Linked DNA regions of Homo sapiens: region 1 is linked to region 2. Evidence: read pairs that join two places in POLR2A ChIA-PET (ENCODE). Cell type or tissue: GM12878. All regions are shown on one strand. Links, peaks and the distances in the headings refer to the core of each region. The heading gives the core; the rest is flanking DNA.

What was found. Peaks named below come from ENCODE experiments on the same cell type or tissue, not always from the same donor. Only the 100,000 strongest peaks of a DNase experiment are listed, where the experiment ranks them.
Region 1: POLR2A ChIA-PET joins it to region 2 with 5 read pairs; 2 of 35 experiments call an interaction of 5 or more read pairs at or near these places.

The regions. Positions count from the first base shown.
Region 1 is chr2:13,670,951-13,678,792 of GRCh38, forward strand. All of the region lies in intron 2 of LOC105373438 (a long non-coding RNA gene), which reads left to right. Among named protein-coding and RNA genes, the nearest start is that of LINC00276, 730 kb to the right of the region's middle. RefSeq lists an enhancer at 5,224-6,132. In GM12878, for the core only: no CTCF peak of the experiment used is centred there; no DNase peak of the experiment used is centred there.
Region 2 is chr2:13,766,882-13,774,723 of GRCh38, forward strand. No RefSeq gene overlaps it. Among named protein-coding and RNA genes, the nearest start is that of LINC00276, 630 kb to the right of the region's middle. In GM12878, for the core only: no CTCF peak of the experiment used is centred there; a DNase peak (open chromatin) is centred at 3,553.

The sequences.
Region 1 (7,842 bases), core at 1,789-6,788, 95 kb before region 2:
CTTGTAAATGGGATTGCAGTCTTGATTTGGCTCTCAGTTTGAACATTATTGGTTTATAGGAATGCTACTGATATTTGTACATTCAATTTAAAATTTCACTGACATCATTTATCAGTTGGATCCTTTTGGCGAGTCTTTAGGGTTTTCTAGGTAAATAATCATATGATCAGCGAAGTGAGAATTTATTTTGGCAGAAGGAATATGATACCAGTTGTGAATTTGAACCTACAAAAGCAATAAAGAGACGTGGATAGGGTAAAGATGAAGGCACATATTAAACACATATTCTCCTTATTTTTAATTGATTTCAAGAATAATGAGCTGTCTAAAGCGAAGAGAGTAACTATGTACTGAGTTTTGTATTACACATACAGCATTAAATTGTATTAGAAATAGCTTACAGGATAGAAAGAAAATTACTATATTACAAGATTCATACAATCTGCAAGAAGTGGTATAATATCATTTGATAGTTCTTTATAGTAAGTTAAATACATTTATCTTTAAATATATAAAAATATATTAATAAAAACTAATAATAACTTAACATTGGAGATAGAATGAATTCATTAAAAAACCACAATCCAAAATGGCAAAGAGTGCAGATTAAAAGAGGCAAGAAAGACAAATAGAAATCAACTAGCAATGGTAGATAAAAATACAACCATATCAATATTAAAATATTAATAGTCAATACAAATATAATGTAAAGTATGTATATGTCACACAACAAAACTTTAAAATTCATGAATTAAAAAATCATAAAATAAAAGAATTATTAGAAAAATTCACAATTACTTTTTGAGAATTCACTACACTTTTTTCAGTGTTTAATAGAAAAAGTAAACAGATAAATGAGTAAGAATATATAGGACATATAGGATTTCATATGCTAATAGATAACTTTACCCATTTGACATTTTTAAGACACTTTATCCTGAAAAAAGTAAGATAGAAAAACAGTAAAAAAGAAAGATACTTTCTTTTCACATGTACATTGAATATTCACTAATATTGTAGCGGATTAAAAACACTCAACAAGTTTTTGTTTTTGGATTTTTTTAAGACATGGCTTTACTGTCACCCAGGATGGAGTGCAGTGGTGCAATTAGGGCCCACTACAGCTTTCACCTCCTGGGCTTAAGCAATTCCCCTCTTTCAGCTTCTTGAGTTGCTGGAACTACAGGTATGCACTACCATGCCTGGCCAATTTTTATATTTTTTGTAGAGATGGGGTTCCACTATGTTACCCAACCTGGTCTTGAACTACTGGGCTCAAGCAATCCTCCTGCCTCAGCTTCCAAAAGTGCTGGGATTACAGGCTTGAGCCACTGTATTAGTCCATTTTCACACTGCTGATAAAGACATACTTGATACTGGGCAATTTATAAAAGAAAGAGGTTTAATGGACTTAACAGTTCCACATAGCCGGAGAAGCCTCACAATCATGGTGGAAGGCAAGAAGAAGCAAGTCACGTCTTCATGGATGGCAGCTGGCAAAGAGAGAGCTTGTGTAGGGAAACTCCCATTTTTAAAACCATCAGATCTCATGAAATTTGTTCACTATCATGAGAACAGCATGAGAAAGACCTGCCTCCATGATTCAATTACCTCCCACCAGGTTCTTCCCACAATGTACGAGAATTGTGGGAGTTACAATTCAAGATGAGATTTGGGTTAGAACCCAGCCAAACCATATAATTTCATCCCCGGCCCCTCCCAAATCTCATGTCCTCACGTTTCAAAACGAATCATGCCCTCCCAATAGTCCCCAAAGTCTCAACACATTTCAGCATTAACTCAAAAGTCCACAGTCCAAAGACTCATCTGAGACAAGGCAAGTCCCTTCCACCAATGAGCCTGTAAAATCAAAAGCAAGTTAGTTACTTCCTAGATACAATGGGGGTACAGGCATCAGGTAAATATAGCCATTCCAAATGAAAGAAATTGGCCAAAACAAAGGGGCTACAGGTCCCATGCAAGTCCAATATCCAAATGAAGCAGTCAAATTTAAAGCTCAAAAATGATCTCCTTTGACTCCATGTCTCACACCCAGGTCATGCTGATACAAGAGGTGGGTTAACATGGGTTTTCTAGGGTATAGCCTCTCTCCTGGCTGCCTTCATGTGCTGGCATTGAGTTTCTGTGGCTTTTCCAGGTACATGGTGCAAGTTGTCATCCACACTGCCCTGGCAGATGTTTTCCATGAGAGCCCTGCCCCTGCAGCAAACTTCTGCCTGCACATCCACGTGCTTCCATTCATCCTGTGAGATCTAGGTAGAGGTTCCCAAACCCCAATTCTTGGCTTCTATGCTCTGGCAGGCTCAAAACCACATGGAAGCTGCCAAGGCTTGATGCTTGCACCCTCTGAAGCCACGGCCAAGGTCTACTTTGGCCTGTTTCAGCCACGGTTGGAGTGGCTGGGAAACAGGGCACCATATCCGTAGGCTGCACATAGCACTGGGACTCTGGGCCCAGCTCACAAAAAACACTTTTTTTCTCCTAGACCTCCAGGCCTTTGATGGGAGGGGCTGCTGTGAAGACCTCTGACATGCCCTGTAGAAATTTTCCCCATTGTCTTGGGGAATAACAGTTGGGTCCTCATTACTTATGCAGATTTCTTCAGTGGGCTTGGATTCCTTCTCAGAAAATGGAATTTTCTTTTCCAGTGCATTGTCAGGCTGCAAAGTTTTCAAACTTTTATGCTCTGTTTTCCTTATGCCTTTAACAGGACCCAAGTCACATCTTGAATGGTTTGCTGCTTAGAAATTTCTTCCACCAGATAATCATCTCTTGGAAGTTCAAAGTTCCACAAATCTCTAGGGCAGGGGAAAAATGCTGCCAGTCTCTTTGCTAAAACGCAGCAAGAGTCACTTTACTCCAATTCCCAACAAGTTCCTCATCTCCATCTAAGACCACCTCAGCCTGGATTTCCTTGTGCATATTACTATCAGCATTTTGTTCAAAGCCATTCAACAAGTCTCTAGGAAGTTCCAAATGTTCTGCATTTTCCTGTCTTCTCCTGGGCCTTCCAAACTATTCCAACCTCTGCCTGTTACCCAATTCCAAAGCTGCTTTCACATTCCAAAGCTGCTTTTCAGCAGCACCCCACTCTACTGGTGCCAATTTACTGTATTAGTCCATTTTCATCCTGCTGATAAAGATATACCCAGGCAATTTACCAAAAAAAAAAAAAAAAAAAGGTTTAATGGACTTAACAGTTCCATGTGGCTGGGGAAGCCTCACAATCATGGCAGAAGGTGAGGAGGAGCAAGTCATGTCTTTCATGAATGGCAGCAGGCAAAGAGAGAGCCTGTTCAGGGAAACTCCCATTTTTAAAACCATCAGATCTTGTGAGACTTATTCACTATCATGAGAACAGCACAGGAAAGACCCACCCCCAAGATTTAATTACCACCCACCAGGTTCTTTCCATCACAGCTGGGAATTGTGGGAGTTACAATTCAAGATGAGATTTCCATGGGGTCACAATCAAACCATGTCAGCCACCACGCCTGATGCAACAAGTTTTTAATAATTGAATTTATACTGTGTTCACATGGAGTTAAATTAGAAACCATAATGAAGAGCTATCTGGAAATTTCCTGAGTACTTGTAAATTAAGCAATATACTTCTAAAAACTAGATCAAGGATGAAATTGCCCAGGAAATTCATTTTATTTTGTACTTAGTGGAAAAGAAAAAACACAACACAGCCACATGTATGGGATGCAACTAAAGTAGTGATTAGTGAGATTTTTATAAAATTAAATGCCTACATTATGAAACATGAAAGATCTCAATTCACTACATAAAGCTTCCAACATGAAAAATAATAAGAAAAAGGCAGGGATCCACCATCTCATCTCATCACTGACCAAAATACACATCGCTTCATAAGTCTCTATTAAATGTTCCTTACTAAGAAACTGGATTTATCACCCTCTTTCTTTGCCCTCTCAGCTTCCTTGGGCCCTGAAGCTCAATTCCATAGACCCACCAACTGTGAAACATGTGGCAAGCACTAGCCAGGAACTGAGAGACCAAGAAATGCACAACAACCTGAGGCATTTTTAGGCAAAATCTCAGGTGGCAGCCACTTCGATGTTGAGTGGCATGGCTCACCTTTCGAATGCTTGTAGGTGAGTATGGAGATGCCCTGAAAATGTGAAGTGTTTAGAGTCATCTGTACTCCTGTTCTCAGTGATTGTTAGCTGAGAGACAGCACATGCAGTAAGAAGGGCAGCCAGCGGCTACTGCAGTGGATGGTTGCTTCTGTGGGCTGCTTGGTTGGTGCTGGAGCCCAGGTAGCAGCAGAAGCAGAATAAAATTGCTTCAGTAGGAATTACAACTAGAAAAACGTTATTCTTAAAAAACTCTATAGACAAAAGTCGACTTTGTTAAAACTGACATTTGGGCTATTCATGTATACATAGGTATTCTTTTAATACCCTTTTTCTTTCTCTGTAAAACATCTCAGTCAACTGAATCTTATCTGCTTCTCCATTTGCTTCTATCTGCCTCTCCTTCCTCTTACAACCCTTTGTTAGGGATGGAAGGTCACCAAGTTACTGGTGGTGAATCCATATGTGTCTGCAGCAACCTCAATTCTTGCTTGCTCAGAAAAAAGAATTTGAGTGAGGGGCATGAGGCAGAAAAACACAGAGACTGAGGCAAGTTTCAGAGTAGGAGTAAACATTTATTAAAAAGCTTTAGAACATGAAAGAAAGGAAGGTGCACTTGGAAGGCACCCAAGCGAGCATTGTGAACATCAAGTGCAGCATTTAACCTTCATCCTATGACTTTATATGCTGACCCTCTCCTGGCATCTTGCACCGCTTTCCCATGATTCTTTGCTTGGGTGGGCTGCCGGCATGCACAGTGCCCTTCTTAGGCTTTGGGCGTGAGCATGGGCAGTGTGTTTTGGAAATTGTATGCATGCCCATGTGAGACTTTCTTCCCTTTCCAGTGGTATACCCCCCGAAGGTCCTACTCTTGCCATTTTGTCTCTTAATGCACATGCCCAGGAAGTTGCCTCTCTCTGGTGCCTACATTTAATTAACACTTTAATGTGGCAGCTGTGGACCATCAGGAGATTGTCTCTCCCTGGCGCCAGCTGCCAAATTATCATTTTTAGGGAGGCAGTGTGATAACTGTCGAACCATACCCAATGATCGTTTGACATTCCTAGTGGGTGGGGGAAGAGCCCTCTCCTGCCCTGCTCATGTGTGTCTAACTACCTGTAACACCTTGATGCCAAAGGACAGACGAACCTTAAAAAATGAAATTTCTGACAGCCTGGGATCCCTTAGGAAAAACAGAAAGGTGCCAAAGACTCTGTTGTTTGGAGGAACGTGTTTTTCCTCAGGGAATCCCAAGCACTGTAAGCAGACAAATTCCCCTTAGGTCTAAGGCTCTGCGGTCTTTTGGTCTTTGTTATTATGTTACTTGATTGCTTTGGCTTTTCAGAGCTATGAGAAAATGCTTGGTATTGTGGGAGGACTGGACTCTGGTGTATAGTGGCTTTTAGTCATGTGAGCTACAGTGTTAGTCATAGCAGACAGCAGTGTTGTTTGTAAGTGGTTATTACTATAGGGAACTACTTGGCTCTTTGCATGTTTTGGCCCTAAAACTTTCCTGATGTTGTTCCTTAAAGGGCTCTACCCTAAAGCTAGTAATCTAATTAAGGAACAAGCCAAGTTAAAAGACTACCTATCAAACTAAATCACTCTTTTAAATTGTTTGTAAAAGAAATTTACATCTTTAAAGAAAATCTCCCATTTGTAAGGGCATTTCTGTCTCTGCACTGAAACCACTAGGAACTCTACGGGGAAGACAATGGCTTAAAGTTTATGTAACAAACCATGCTTTTGTTTAGATCTAAGTTCTGTAACTTTGAGATGTAAATTTTCCCCTTCATAGGTGGCCTTTAAAAGGGAGGTTTGGCCTTTAAAAATCAAACTGCCATGGAGGCTGCTTTACCTGTAATTTTGGTTCACAGCCTCATTGGATTATCTATTGGCACAAACAAGGTAAAATCTGCAAGCTTGTGTTGCTATCCCATGGCTAAGGTTCCAAGCTATTGGGTCTTTGTTTATGAGTGTATATACATGTCTAAATGTGTTTGTTTGTATGTACACTTATTGTTATGTGTTGTGAGCACAAACTGGTTTATAAGTAAAAGAGTGCAAAAAAAAATAAGTCTAAGCAATTTGCAAGTTCACCTGACTTAAGTATAACTTTACTAAACAAGCTGGCTTTACGGTTATTGGTAGAATAAAAATAGAAATGCCTTCAGAATTGTCAGCACACATTTTGTCTGAATTTTATGTTTGTCTTTGCTAGATATTTTAACATTTCAGTGTTTGGCAGAGAAGGTTGTAAAACTATACATCCAGCGAAAACAAAATGATCTTTGTTTGTGTGTTTTGTTTGGATGAATGAGAGTAATTTATGAAAGAAAAATATTTTGGGCCTCTAAAATCACGAAGCTGAAGGGAAAATTCAAGCTGGGAATGCTTAGACAAACCTGCTGTTAGAAATAGATAATCGGTGCCATGAAGAAAAGTCAGCATGGAGACAAAGGATTTCTCCACAAGGCCCTTTTTATTTTCTGCCGAAAGGGTGCTCCCCGCAGATGGAACAATTTTGACAATTTTGGTGTCAATCCGTATGGGGACCCGTTCTCCTCTGGCAGTGGTCTCTAGTCCTCTCTCATGAGGAGGTGTCCCGTCACCTTGTTTCGGTGGCCTCAGGGGTGAGGAATCAAGACCCACCCAGTGTGACAAATAAACCCAGACTCTCAGCAATGTGGAAAGAAACCGGCCAGCAACCTGGGGTAAAGGATTCTCACATACCGCGGCAACAACTCTGTGTACAGAGCAAGGAAGCAAAAGCCACAGGAGCCAGTAAAGTACTTCCCTGGCGGTCAGATTCTGGAGGGCTGAATGTGTGTGTGCATGAATAATCACAGACAACCCTGCTTGTGGTGTTGTTTGTGTGGATGGTGACAAGTCCTACTGCTGGACAGAGTGAGTAGGTCCTCTCTGCAGTTTCTTAGCTACCTCATATGGCTTAGGGTGGATCCTGCTGTGGGATTTATACCAGCGTGCCAATGCTAAGAGGGGCCTAATTCTCCCTCTGGGGAGTGGCCAGAGAGGATAACATGACTGAGAAGTGTGCGAGGGACCTTCAGAGGGGGAAAGTGAGGAAACAGTTCAACCTCCCAGGGCAGGCAAAGCAAGACATCCCTGGTTTAAGGGGTTGAGTCTTCTGGGGCAGGCAAGGCAAGACATCCCTGGTTTGAGGGGTTGAGCCTTCCAGTAATTTCAGGAGATTGAACCTGACAAGTACCCAACATGGGAAATGTTTCTAGTAAAACAAGGACAGGGAGTAAAGATGACTCAGGGAAAGGTGAAGGTGATCAGATTTCTTCTAGTAGTCCTTCAGGGTGTATGTTAATATATTAGAAGGATAATGAAAGGACCAAAATCAAGAAAAAGCAGCTGCTGTCCCAGACCCTTCTCCTATCCCTGTTGTCCTCCTCTTTATAACCCTGCCTCTTGGGAATCATCCCAAAAGCTCACTCACTACCAGCCTAAGTACCGAGGGGGCCAAAACCTATAAAGAACACAGAACCCAACTCTCCAGGCAATATAAAGGGTGAAAGAGTAAAGCCAGGAGACCCATAGGAAGAAAAAAAAAATCTTAGAAGAGAGAAAAAGAGACAGAGAGACAAAGAGGGAGTCAAAGAGACAGAGACAGAGAGTCAAAGAGAGAGAGAGAAAAAGAGACAGACAGAAGTAGTAAAGAGAAAGCAATGTACCCTATTCCTTTAAAAGC
Region 2 (7,842 bases), core at 949-5,948:
TTCTCAAGCTTTCAACTCAGTTGAGATTCATAATGGATTAACTTGTTATCTCCAGCTCTAAGATAAATGGCAGTAAGATTGTGATTTGCGTGAAGTATATCTTTTGGGGTGTATATAAAGGACCAAGATGACAGAACAGAAGCACTAGGCCTCAACTTAGTTCCACGTCAATGTCTAGAATTTTTTACTTCCTAATACTAGCAACAATTATGCTGAAAACAACTGGCAAGGGTAATATTAGATTTATGAATGAAGGGTGTATTTAATAGAGATGTGTCACCTACTTGCTTACTTATTTTTCTTTAGGGTCTAAGACATATATGTACAAAGATAAATAAAAATTCATGTCTATGTGTTCAACTCTGTTAACTCTTTAATGTTAATAATTTCTAAAAGTGAGAAAGAGATCTAAAAAATGAATAAACCCACAATTTTCCCAAGAGCCCAGATAAACAGCATATGTGGGTATCATTATCCTTAAGATATAAATTGGCTAATCCTATGGTCCATTTCCTTTTGAAAAACTTATATGGAAAAGAATAAAATCAGCTTCCATTTCTGTCTGATATATAAGTAGAGTAATTTCTGAGTGAAGCTCAGAAACTTTAAGCAGGTCCATTCAAAAGTGTTTTGCTTTGAAATTGCAACTAACATGTTTGTCTGTCAGTCCTTACTCTGAAATTCCATTCAAACTATGTATGTCTTTCCCTTGGTTTTATGGCACCCTAATTACTAATGAACAAATCTAGAGACATCTTTAAAAGCCTGGAAAAAGTAAAGTATCTTTTATTTTTTTAAGAGGGAAATCTATTGATTGTGTATGAGGAAAGGATAATAGGAGGAGATCATTCATCCATGCTATTCACTCTCCCCCAAAATATTCTTTTTCCCTTACCCATGTTCTTTAAATTTATTTCTACTCAAGCCTTGACTGTCATTTAAATATTACTTGTTTCAAAAAAAATCTTTCCTGAAACTCAAATTGAATTAGTTGTCCACAACTAATTCACCCTGAACAATTCCAGTATTGATATTTTTCATGTTATATTCTAATGATAGCTTAATTGCCTAGACCCTCAAATGAATTTCAAGTTCACTGAAAATAATGTGATATATTTATCATTCTATCCCTAGTTAATAGACCCTATATTAACATGTAGCTCATTCCAATTTTTTGATGTTAAAAATTGAACAAAACCATGTAGTCAGAAAAGCCTCAGACTTAGTTAAGTGCCTTGCTGTTACCATCTAAAATTTTTAAAAATTTCCTTTGAACTTGTTTTTTATAAGTGAAGTCAATGAGACAATGAAGTATAAAAGAGAGCAGATGAAATATGCCCATCAGGTTTATTTGACACAGTTTCTTGCTGGCTTAATTGCATAGTGTTTTTAATACCACATGCACATAAAACTCCTGTGCATGAACAATACATGAGAGTTCAGTGACACTCAAGGCAAGTTCAAGGGGAGTGTGGAGGCAGGGGTGCTGCTGAGAGTCCACACTCTTCAAAAAGAAGACTGTGGTGCTCTCAAAAAGACGAATAACCAAAGAAACCAGTCATATGTTTTCTAATTCATGCTATTTCACTGTAATGTTCAACATTGAAAATTATGATGTAAAAGAAACAGAAAGTTAGGACCACAAAGATAAACAAAGAGAATTCTTTGTTTCAGTCCTTCTGTATACTGATGAATAGGCAGAGCATGTTGGTAGAAGATGTGCATGGCACGTAGTGTAAAACATTTGAGTTAGTTTTGTGTATTTTTTCACAATTCTTATAAGAACAAAATGCATATGCACTTACGTGCTATAAAATACAAATTGTGCAGTTTGATTATTCAACATGTAAGTTAAATGACATTGCATTTGCATTTAAAACTAGAATTCTATTATATAAAGATAAATAGTGACATTTTTGCTAATAAAAGTTTTAATTCTTCTTTAATTGGAATGATGTCATATAGCAAATATGAGACACCATAACATTATGTGAGACAGTAGAGAAAAGAAAAAGATTTATATTTACTTCCTTTAATGGCAATGATTTCCTGCTTCTTGATGAAGGGGTCCCACATTTTCACTTTGCATTGAGTCCTGCAATATATGTAGCTAGCTATGTAGTACAATTTTACATCAGCAAACATGAAGTGTTCAAATTTTGTGCATTTGAAAGAAAGGTCTTCCTCTCAACTAGCTCCTTTTAGATAAACATTGAGCCCTTGGAATGAATGGCCTATTTGATAAAAGTGTTTTTGTATACATAAGACATTGGGTCACACCAGATAGTTTGTGCTAACAATGTCACACATGCTGAATATCTATTCAGATATTCATCTGGGGCTCCTGGACCATGCTACATCATTTTGACCTCTGGAGGATGGCTGTAGACTTAATAGCTAAGGTCGGTTACACAAGATGCCCCATGCCTATGTGATTGACCCTCAATTATAACCCTGTGCTTGGACCTTCTTGTACTGTTTTATGCACCTATTACCTTCTCTCATTTAATCTATATCCTTTCACTGTGATAAATCATATCTATGTGTATAAAAGCTTTACTGAGTTCTGTGAGTCTTTCTAGAAAATCATCCAACCTGAGGGTGGTGACGGAGATCACTGACACATAGGCTTTAACCTCTTAATTACAAGTTGGAGCACCACATTTAATATTCCCAATAAGAACACAATTAATAGGGTGTGTAGTTTTCCCAATGCAAAGTCGAATTGTTGTTCTAAAAAGGACAGGATTGTCGATAAAAGAAAAATTCACATATATATATTTCTTTATATAGAATATTAAACCCTTTCCACTTATGTAATTGGCAATTATTTTCTTTTGTTTCCTGAGTTGCTTTTTCACTCTGTAATCTTTGAGGCACAGAAGTTTTATATTTTGACATAGTCTACCTAATCTATTTTTTTCTTTTTTTCTTCTTTCATCTTCTTAGAGCCAGAGATAATAAGTTCTGTTGCCTCTGCATTTGTTGTCATATCTAAGGAATCATTGCTAACTCCAATGCCAGGAATATTTTACCCCATATTTTCTTCTAAGAGTTTTATAATTTTAGCATTTGCATGTAGGTATTTGATTTTGAGTTAATTTTTGTATGTGTGTAAGGTTTCTTCTTCTTCTCCTCCTCCTCCTCCTCCTCCTCCTCCCCCTCCTCCTTCTCCTTCTCCTCCTTCCCCTTCTTTCTTCTTTCTTCTTCTTTTTTTTTTTTTGCATGTGGATTTCCAGTATTCCCGTACATACTGATACTGATTTAGGCTCATTAAATTGACTTAGTAATCTCCTAGTAATTATGAGCTATAATATGTATGAACCATTTTATGAATCGTTTCATAGTATGAACTATTCTATGAAAATATGGGTAGAAATGGTTTTGAACAGAATAATTTCAAAAGTCTACCTATTGCTTTTAATTATTGATCTTAATTTGTTAACATTGTATATAATAGCATTCATTTTTTACTTACCACTTCCAACCTAAGTTTCATTCCTGCCAAACAGCTTCAATTTCTAGATTAATTGATATTTCATACCTATGCTCATGTTACTTCTTTGTTTCTGTGGTCTCCTCACTTGAATTCTCCTTTATGCTTCAATAATTCACGTTTCAAGTTGAGTTTAGATGCCTTGTTTGGAAGAAACATACTCTTTTCTTTCTCAATAACTGTCACTTCTACATCATAGTTATGTACAGAACCTACAAACTCTAAGAATACCTTGTATTTACCCCTATGATACCAATGAATGCATTGCATTGAAAATATCCATGTCTACACGCCTACACTTCCAGTGTTTTCTTTTATCTCTGAACCTTCATCCTTTCCTCTTCCAGAACAGAAGGGGTGCTCAGCACTTTTGTGTTGAATGAACTATTGAATGCATGTACTAATCTGCAGGCCCATTCTGATGACGTTCCCCCACAAAATGTTGATTGTATATGATCTTGGAATTGAAATTTATCTGAGTATGTCCACTGTATAATATTTAAAAATATGAAAACCAGTCCAGTGGTAATTTCTAATAACATATCTACAAATTTAATTATAAGTCAAATAATGGCAAAAGTAAATCTATCCAAAATATTTTCCAAACAAATTTTACAACTAAAGACCTGAGCATCATACATAAAGCAAACACAGGATTTTTGAAATGTGGAGAGAAGAAAGTAAATTAGCTAGGGATTGCAGGGTTACCCAAGGAATAAAATGGTGAGTTCTCCAGGTTTTCTTTCTAATTTATATACCTAAACTTGAAGCTGAAGAAGTCAGTAATTCCAAAACACTAACAACAGACATCCAAAAGAAAACAAAGGTAGAAAGAGGTAGAAAGAAAAGAAAAGAAGGAAAAGCAAATAAAAAGAATTGAAAAAATAGTAACACCTTAACTATCTAACTACATAACTAAAGTAAAACCTGCTATACATACCATATAGTTGGATCATGTTTTTGTTTTTGTTTTGTTAACCCTTTCTACGAATTTCTGTTTTTTAACTAGAGAGTTTAATTCATTTGCATTTGAAGTAATTATTGACAAGGAGGGACTTACTTACATTTTTAATTTTGCTACTAGTTTCCTATATGACTCATACTTTTTTTTTTTTTTTCTGAGACGGAGTTTCCCTCTGTTGCCCAGTCTGAAGAGCAGTTGTCCGATCTCAGCTCACTGCAACCTCTGCCTGCCTCAGCCTCCCAAGTAGCTGGGAGTACAGGCACCTGCCACCACACTCAGCTAATTTTTGCATTTTTAGTAGAGATGGGGTTTCACCATGTTGGCCAGGCTGGTCTCAAACTCCTGACCTCACGTGATCGGCCCACCTTGGCCTCCCAAAGTGCTGAGATTACAGGTGTGAGCGGCCTCCCAAAGTGCTGAGATTACAGGCATGAGCCACCACGCCCGGCCTTCATAGCTCTTTTTGTCCCTCATTTTCTGCATTGTTTTTGTGTGTATGTGTGTGTTTAGTTGATTTTTTTTTGTAGTGAAATGTATAAATTCATTTCTTAATTTCATTTGTACTTATTTTACAATTATTTTCTTGTGTTTATCATGGAGCTTACATTTGATACCCTAAAGTTATAACACTTTAAGTTTATAAAAGCTTAACTCTAATAAAATACAAAATTCTCCTTTACAGCTCTATTTCTACTCTTTTTGGTTGCTAATATCACAAATTTATATCTTTGTAAATTATGTGCCAAAATAACCCCAATAACGATTTTAAATTCATTAGCCTCTTCAATTATGTAACAAACAAAATAGAGTTACAAATTAAAGTTATAATAATACTCGCTTTTAGATTTTTTAATGAATTAGTCCTTTAAATCATGTAGAAAACAAAAAATAGAGTTACAAAGTATTGTTGTAATAATGCTACCTTTTATAATTGCCCATGTATTTATCATTATTAAGATCTTTATTTTTTCACGTGGCCGAGGGTTATTATAACACTATGTCTAATGTCTTCTCATTTTACCTTGCAGAGAACATCTTTGAACCTTTCTTGGGATAACAAACTTACTCACCTTTTAAAATGGTCTTAAGTTTTCTCTTACTTTTGAAGGACAGTTTTTTTACATATAAGAATCTTGGGTGAATTTTTTCTTTTAGCACTTTGATCACATTGGCCCACTGCCTCCTAACCTCCAAATTTTCTATTAGGAGATCGACTAATCAATAATAATGTTACTAATGATCTTTTGTATGTGATGAATCACTTTTCTATTGCTGCTTTCAAGATTCTCTTTGTCTTTCGAAAGCTTGATTACACTGTATCTCAGTTTGTGTCTTTGAAAATTCACCTTATTGGAAGTTCATTGAGCTCTTTGGATATTTATAGTGAAATTTGGAAGATTTTCAGCTATTAATTTTTCTCTTTTTTTCTCTCTTCTGAAATTCCTACAATGAGACAATGAGTATGTTGGTTCTCACGATCGTATTCCATAGGTTTCTTAGGCTCTGCTCACTTTCCTTCATTTTTTCCCCTTCTGTTCCTTGGATTTCAATATTATATTAAATAATATATTATCAACCTTCAGGTTAATCGATTCTCTCTTCTGCCTGCTCAAATATGCCTAGTACATTTTTTCATTTTATTTCATTTATTGTGATTTTTAGCTCCAGAGTTTCTGTTTTCATTTTTTTAGGTTTTCTATCTTTTTATTAGAATTTCCATTTTATTCGTATATCATTTTCTTGACTGTCTCCACATCTTTCTTTAGTTATTTCAGCATCTTTTAGAAAGTTGTTGAAAGTCTTTCTCTAGTAGGCCTGTCATCAGATCTTTTTCCAGAAATAGTTTTTATTGATTTTTTCCTTTTATGAGCCCTACTTTCCTGTTTCTTTCACGCCTTTTGTTTTTCTTTTAAAAAACTGTGCATTTGAGTCTAATGGGTGGCAAATCTTGAAATCAGATTTTTCCACTTTCCCCAGGTTTTCTGTTTTTTTTTTTTTAATTGTTTATTGCTTTTTTAATTGTTGTAGGTTATCTCTGTGCTAAGAATCAAGCTGAAGTGTAAACTTAAGGTCTTTTCACATCTTCTCAGATCTTCTTTTCTGAGCCAGCACTTTTTCTGACCCTGGGTATAAGTGATCACTTTCTAATTTCTCCCATATATGCTGTTGTTTTTGAATATTCTTGTCTTTAATGTCTGGCTCCAGGAAGGGTAAAAAAAGAAGGGAAATACATGTTGTCCTTTTAAATCCAAAGGAAGCCGCCACTTCAGTCAAGGGAAAGGCCTCCAAGAAAAAAGGAGTTTCAACAATGTCCAGCTTTTTGTCTGCATCTCTGTGACTAGAAGTGGCAATTAGAGGTTAGAGCACAGATCCCCTGTATTTGGAGGACAGGGTTGTTTTTGCTTACTGTGGATCCTGTGGTTGCATACAAGCTGATCCTAGAACGAGTGCATGACTGACTGCCCAGGGCCTGGGTATGAGGAATGAGTAACTGCTACTGTGCAAGATCTGAAATTGACCAAAATTAACCACAATTGATTGGATACGTCTTCCCCAGGAATTTGCAACCTTCAACAGACTCTAGAGTTCCAAAATTAGTTACATCAGACAAATTCAGCCATATAATTGTGTTCTAGATGGAGCAACAGATTACTGGTGCTTTCTACTTTGCCATTTTTCCAGAATTTGGAGCTTTACTCTTTTTAAGAAGTATTTTCCTGGAATGCATGGAAACATCTCAACTCAGACTAGACATCTTAACCTTTTTTTTTTTTTTTTTTTTTTTGATGTGGAGTCTACTCTGTCACCCAGGCTGTAGAGTGCAGTGGTGTGATCTTGGCTCACTGCAACCTCTGCCTCCTGGGTTCAAGCAATTCTCCTGCCTCATCCTCCCAAGTAGCTGGGATTATAGGTGCCTGCCACCAGGCCCAGCTAATTTTTGTATTTTTAGTAGATACGGGGTTTCACTGTGTTGGCCAGGCTGGTCTCGAACTCCTGACCTCATGATCTGCCTGTCTCATCCTCCCAAAGTGCTGGGATTACAGGTGTGAGCCACTGTGCCCAGCCAACTTCTTTCTTATTCTCTGTACATTGAAAGAGCCAGGCGTGGTGGCTCACACCTGTAATCCCAGCACTTTGGGAGGCCGAGGCAGGCAGATTTCATGGGTTCAGGAGTTAGAGACCAGTCTGGGCCATATGGCAAAACCCCGTCTCTACCAAAAAAAAAACAAACAACAACAAAAAAAAAACAAAGAGAAAATTAGACAGGCATAGTGGCATACGCCTGTAGTCCCAGCTACTGGGGAGGCTGAAATGGCAGGATTTCTTGAGCCCAGGAGGTCGAGGCTGCAGTGAGCAAAGATCACACCACTGCACTCCAGCC